Linked DNA regions of Homo sapiens: region 2 is linked to region 1. Evidence: read pairs that join two places in POLR2A ChIA-PET (ENCODE). Cell type or tissue: MCF 10A. All regions are shown on one strand. Links, peaks and the distances in the headings refer to the core of each region. The heading gives the core; the rest is flanking DNA. Region 1 overlaps PRKG2 (protein kinase cGMP-dependent 2). Region 2 overlaps PRKG2 (protein kinase cGMP-dependent 2).

Region 1 (2,821 bases), core at 171-2,670:
GGATCTTTCCCATGCTGTTCTCGTGATAGTGAATAGGTCTCATGAGATCTGATGGTTTTATAAAGGGGAGTTTGCCTTTGCTTTTCCTTTGCCTTCCGCCATGATTATGAGGCTTCCCCAGCCATGTAGAACTGTGAGTCCATTAAACCCCTTTCCTTTACAAATTACCCAGTCTCAGGTATGTCTTTATTATAATAGCAACATGAGAACAGACTAATACAACAGCCATAACCCAAAAAGCATTATAACACTTGTAAACTAAGCTTGAATTAGTTCTGATTATCTCAAATCAGAAGAAATGAAACAGTTTTATAACCCACACATCTGCCCCTCTCGCCCTCCAAACTTCAAACTTAAATAGAAGTGAAATACTTAGAGTTTTTTCACTAGTTCTACCAGAATAACTGTGACCTCTACAACAACAAAGGCACAGATGCAAAGATGTAACACAGCATCTAGATTTCAAACAGATGTGACCAAATAGTCAATGCAGATTGCCTACAATGGATGGTGCAAAAAACAAATGCATTTATAAAAGCAATCTTGAAACACCTACTTATTTCTCATAGAATTCAGGTTCAAAGTGGTCATTAATAAACATTAGCCTTTGGAGAATTGCCTTAATATGTTGCAGAGATGTGGCAGGTTTAACCTTTAAGTTTCTGTTGACTTGGCAGCATTTACTGATCTTATATATTATGAATGTATAAGAAGGATGAAGAGACTAGAATTCAAAGAAGTAGCCCTGGACATACTTGTACCTTGAATAAGCAATTCAGAATATGTTATATTGAAATCTGAGAATAAACCTGAATGAGATTATGAATTACAAGCATAAGAAAGGTGCTCCAAAAAATCTGAAATTAATGTGTACACACGTTTTTAACACGCATCAGTGACCCATTTTCTAGACAGCCTTCTTGGTTCATGGAGAAGTATTCTTAGGTCAGTAGAGAAAGAAGGGAGATGTGATGGTAGGAGGAAAAGGATTTGCCTTATAAATAAAAAAGCACGCATAAAAACTTTCAAATCTAATATTAAACTAACAACTAACTCATTTTTGTTCATGGAAAAATTGTTTACTAAGACCAAAGTATCATATACCATATCAGAGGCATATCCCATCATGGATTTGCAGTCAAATTTGACACAGAAAACAGTTTTAGCATTACAAATATGAAAAGGCTTAGAATCATTTTTGCTCTATGGATGGTATTCAAAAAATTCTGTACCAATCCAATAATTTTACAAACTTGAAGCACAGTTAGGTAGAGGATGTTAAATTCTCCCAAAACACCAATTATCCTCTGGTTTAGTTGGAAGCTATGTAAATCTTTCAAGCTATTTAGAATTTCAAAGAGGGGTAAAATGAGAGTAACTAACTCATCTTTCAAGTCACTAATTTAAGATACGTAAGTAAGTTACTAAATGGCTCAATACTAGTCTGATTTCTTACTTAGTTCATCCATTTAAATATTGCTGTCCCTGAAGCCAAGGTTTCAAGTCTCTGGCTTCATAAAACCTAATTAGATTCACTCTGTTTCCTGTATCAGTCACTAAGATAAGCTATTTCTCAAATATGTATTGCTAGCCACAAGGAGAAATGAACCATAGGATGTTGCTCCATCAGTCTGGCAACTGCAGGTTATTAAAATCATTCTTACAGTCAGAGGGCAGCACATGATGCAATAAGAAATGAGTCTGGAGATAAAGATCAGAATTTAACATGAGCAATAGAGTCAGGCCAATTAGGGTTATAAAACAATCTGCTCTTTCTCAACCTTCTATATATTCCTAAAAATCTTTGAGTCTTACTTTCTCATCTACAAAAGGGAATATATTTATATCCATCTCGTAGGGTTACTATGATTATTACGTTTGTAAAGTACCCCATATGATGCCTGGCAGGTATCAGACATGAAGTAGGTAAGCAGCTCTTATTATAGTATGTAACTAGAAACAGGCAATTAATGTCTAGGTGTGAAGAAAACCCAGAGAGGATCATTTCTGGGTAGGACAGAAGTCTAGTAAACTGGATGTCTTCCACAAGAGTCTTTTGTGGGTTTTTGTTTGTTTGTTTGTGACAGGGTCTCATTCTGCAGCCATGAGATGCAGTGGCCAGTGGTGCAATCACTATAACCTGAAACTCCTGGGCTCAAGTGACCCTCTTGCCTCAGCCTTCAGAGTAGCTAGGACTACAGAGGCACACCACCATGCTTGACTGATTTTTTTTATTTTCTTGTTGAGATGGGGTCTTGCACTATGTTGCTCAAACTGGTCTCGAAATCCTGGGCTCAAACCACCCTTCTGCCTCAGCCTCTCAAATGACAAAACTCTTTAAAGATGCACATTATTCCTTTGGGAGGTGGTGGCCGGGAGTAAGGGACTCTTACTTTGCCTGGATTCTATCTTCCATTGAGAAAAGAAGTCATTTGGAAACAAACAGCCTGGAAAACAAGTTCCCCACCAAAAGATGGAGACAAAAAAAGAATTATGAATGACACGGAGCCAGTTCATAACTACAAGGACTTAATAATTGAAGCTCTGTAATTCCCTCATGTAGCCCCTATTTATTTTCACACACTGCAATGAAATGCTTAAAACATGGAGGCCCACCTAATTATCTTTGAAGGCAACCAAAAACCATAGTTCACTCTGGAGGCAATACTCTTCTGCAGTTAGGTATAGGAGACAGCAATCGAATGAGTAGTGGCATTTCGCTAGAAGAGAGGAAACTACATAAGACTACAAATTATTATATTAATGTAATCGCCATTTAGAAATTGCTGTCCACCAAGGGTAATTAGAAGAGACATAAGAA
Region 2 (2,821 bases), core at 297-2,796, 65 kb before region 1:
TAGTGGCTACCCTATTAAATAGCACAGATATAAGACATTTCCCTCAGCACAGTTCTATTAAACAGTACTACTCTAGATGCACGATCAAGTATTTCCTAAAAAGGAAATAAACATTTTAAAATAATTTTTTGATAGATTTAAAACTCCATAAGCAGACTATGCTAGATAAGTAACTACATTGTGCAGAAATGGCTGCACTCCATATTTTGCTCATGTTTGCCATTAGTGCTGCCCATGACTTTTAAATCAATGGTGGATTTACTGCTTCAATTATTATTAGAAAACAGATCTCAGCTTTGTTAATTGAATCCTTTTGCCACAAACTTTGACGAAAAATACCACTGCAGACAGGTATTATCTTTATCTCTCCATAAGGTATAAGAGACATTACACACATTATTTATCCTAAGGAACATCTGTCCCTGCCCCCATCAGAGATGAAGCAAGGACTGGGTCTGAAGTGTACTGTCCAGACTCCCCTGACAGCATTTCAAATCTGCTCATGCCCAAAGCCAGCCAGCAGACCAACAGGTCAGCAGAGTTCCCAGAAGATAAGGTATGGTGAATCCTTAAAAATCTGATGGGCAAAGAAGGACTCGGTAATTGCCAAGGCCTCAGAGCCATCTGTACCCAGTAAGGCCACAGATCTCTATTCCACATTTTCCTTAGAATACTTGTTTGACAGTACCACTTTTGCTACTCCTTGGAAGCTGATAGCTCAGAAAGAGGGTGATGTGGAAGGCACAACTAAAATCAGGCTGTAAGTTCCCAGATATCCTGATCAACACTACAGAAGGCTTCTCTTCAAATATTCCCTTTCATTCATCTTCTTTTCTTTTCTCACAATACGAAATTTTGAGCAACCCAAAAACAAAATAATGAAGGTGAAATACAGACATGGTACTGGAGTTGTTTAAAGAACACAACTATAACATTGAATATTTCACCTCTATGGCATTTTCACTTGACACATTCTTCTTTTCTTTAGTGTATAGAGACTAAATGTGTCATGAATGTATATAGACACGCATTTGCTGTTAGAAAATACATTATTTTATGTTTCCTTTTGGACGTGCTTACTTAGTATATTGATAATCATCGAGAAGAAAATTCACAAAAGACGTGATGTAAGCTTGAACTAGCAGTTGATTATTACAAGTTACTTACTAGCACAGACCTGCTACTATACAATATACAGAGTGAAAAGTTTACTTTCTCAATTTCAGTTCAAAGCAACATTTAAGATAGCAGTAACAATTCATATATTCCTCCAAGATATGCTGGAATATAAAACAAAAAAAAAGTCAAAAGGCTTCTCTCAGATGCTTGAAACGTAAACCCCTTACAAGCTCAACTCTTCCGAACCCACCAACGCCCAGTGTTGCAATAATCTCAAGGTTCTGGAATGGGGATGATGAGGAAAATCTGGCCACCTTCTCCTTCAGCTGAATCATTTCCAGAGAGAGTGCTTTGGACAGCTTCCAGTTAGACATGGACCGCCTGTACAAGAGAAGTGAAACTTTACACACACACACCCATAATTAAGAAGGTGTCATGCCATACATAAATTTCACTCCTACGACAGTCTAATTTCTGCTGTAACTATGATTTATAGTTGCCACAAAGGCTATCCCAACTTTTATGGATCAGATTCAGTCCCACGCAGCGAGAAAACAATAGAATATACAAACATAAAACTCACACATATGCATATACCAGGAAATAGACGAATGCCAAGTTGAATCAATGAGAGGTAAAATGGGTATAGTTTGTGGTACTTAAAATGTACCTCTTAGGTTTCTTCTCAGTGTGGAAATTTTTTTTAACTAAAAATATATATACCTCAAAAAAGCTGTTAAAAAACAACCATGAAAAGCAGTCAATGAATGGGAATGAAACAAGGAAGCCACTTCCTTTGCTGCATGTACAGGAGAATGCCACATTGACAATCTTTCCCACGTTTTGCTAGTTTTATCAGATCTTGAAGCTTTGCATGGCTGAACCAAAATAACTGCTTTGTGAAATATGAAAAGTACATTTCTTACTTTATGTCTAAGTAATATCCATTTTTTTCTCTTTTAATTAAGGTTTACCGGTCTGGGTTACATATTCATAAATTATTACCACAAAAGGCCTTCAGCGTAAAAATTGCAAAAACATATGAAGTACTGATTGAATATTCTAATTTAATTCAAATTTAAGTTTTCTAAGAATTTTGACTATATGGCTTTGATAGCACTATCTAGTGAACATGTGCTTAAGCATTCACTCTAAAAAAATGTTTCAGCAAACAACTTTCAAATAATTTTCATTTAACAAAAGTAGAGTTTTCTAGTACACACAAAAAATTAATCACTATTACTACATTTAGAGACCTACCCAACCCCCTCCTCCACATATCCCTGGGCAATAGATTCCTTACATTTTGAAAAAATTCTAACTATAACCCTGCTCTTTACCTCTAATCAAATATTAATGTCTTTTTGAGCTAAGTCACCAGGCAACATAAAATATCCCTTTTGTAAGGCCCTGGATTAGAACACCTCTCCCTAACATTCCTACTCATCATCCAAAATAAAGGAGCAGACTATTTCTAATAGATAATATCCATTCTAGTGGAAGTGGTGTTGTCTTTGTGGAAGAACAATTCAAAAGAACTCTCCAGAATTTTCTAGTGAAGGCACATTAAAAGTTACCACACAGCAAGTCACACCCTCTGTCCCCTTCTTTATTTATTGGCTGCCAGAAGTCAGCTCCGGCTCAGGAAAACATTCCTCCACTTACTTCGCATGTCTTTTTTCATCATCACGGTTCAGGTTTG

What was found. ChIA-PET counts read pairs that join two places held together with the same protein. Peaks named below come from ENCODE experiments on the same cell type or tissue, not always from the same donor. Only the 100,000 strongest peaks of a DNase experiment are listed, where the experiment ranks them.
Region 2: POLR2A ChIA-PET joins it to region 1 with 6 read pairs; 2 of 35 experiments call an interaction of 5 or more read pairs at or near these places.

The regions. Positions count from the first base shown.
Region 1 is chr4:81,206,364-81,209,184 of GRCh38, forward strand. All of the region lies in intron 1 of PRKG2 (protein kinase cGMP-dependent 2), which reads right to left. Among named protein-coding and RNA genes, the nearest start is that of PRKG2, 7.4 kb to the right of the region's middle. In MCF 10A, for the core only: no CTCF peak of the experiment used is centred there; a DNase peak (open chromatin) is centred at 1,658.
Region 2 is chr4:81,141,448-81,144,268 of GRCh38, forward strand. PRKG2 (protein kinase cGMP-dependent 2) reads right to left here. Exons shown (of 19, transcript NM_006259.3): 10 at 2,785-2,821; 11 at 1,347-1,500. Among named protein-coding and RNA genes, the nearest start is that of PRKG2-AS1, 22 kb to the right of the region's middle. In MCF 10A, for the core only: no CTCF peak of the experiment used is centred there; a DNase peak (open chromatin) is centred at 1,454.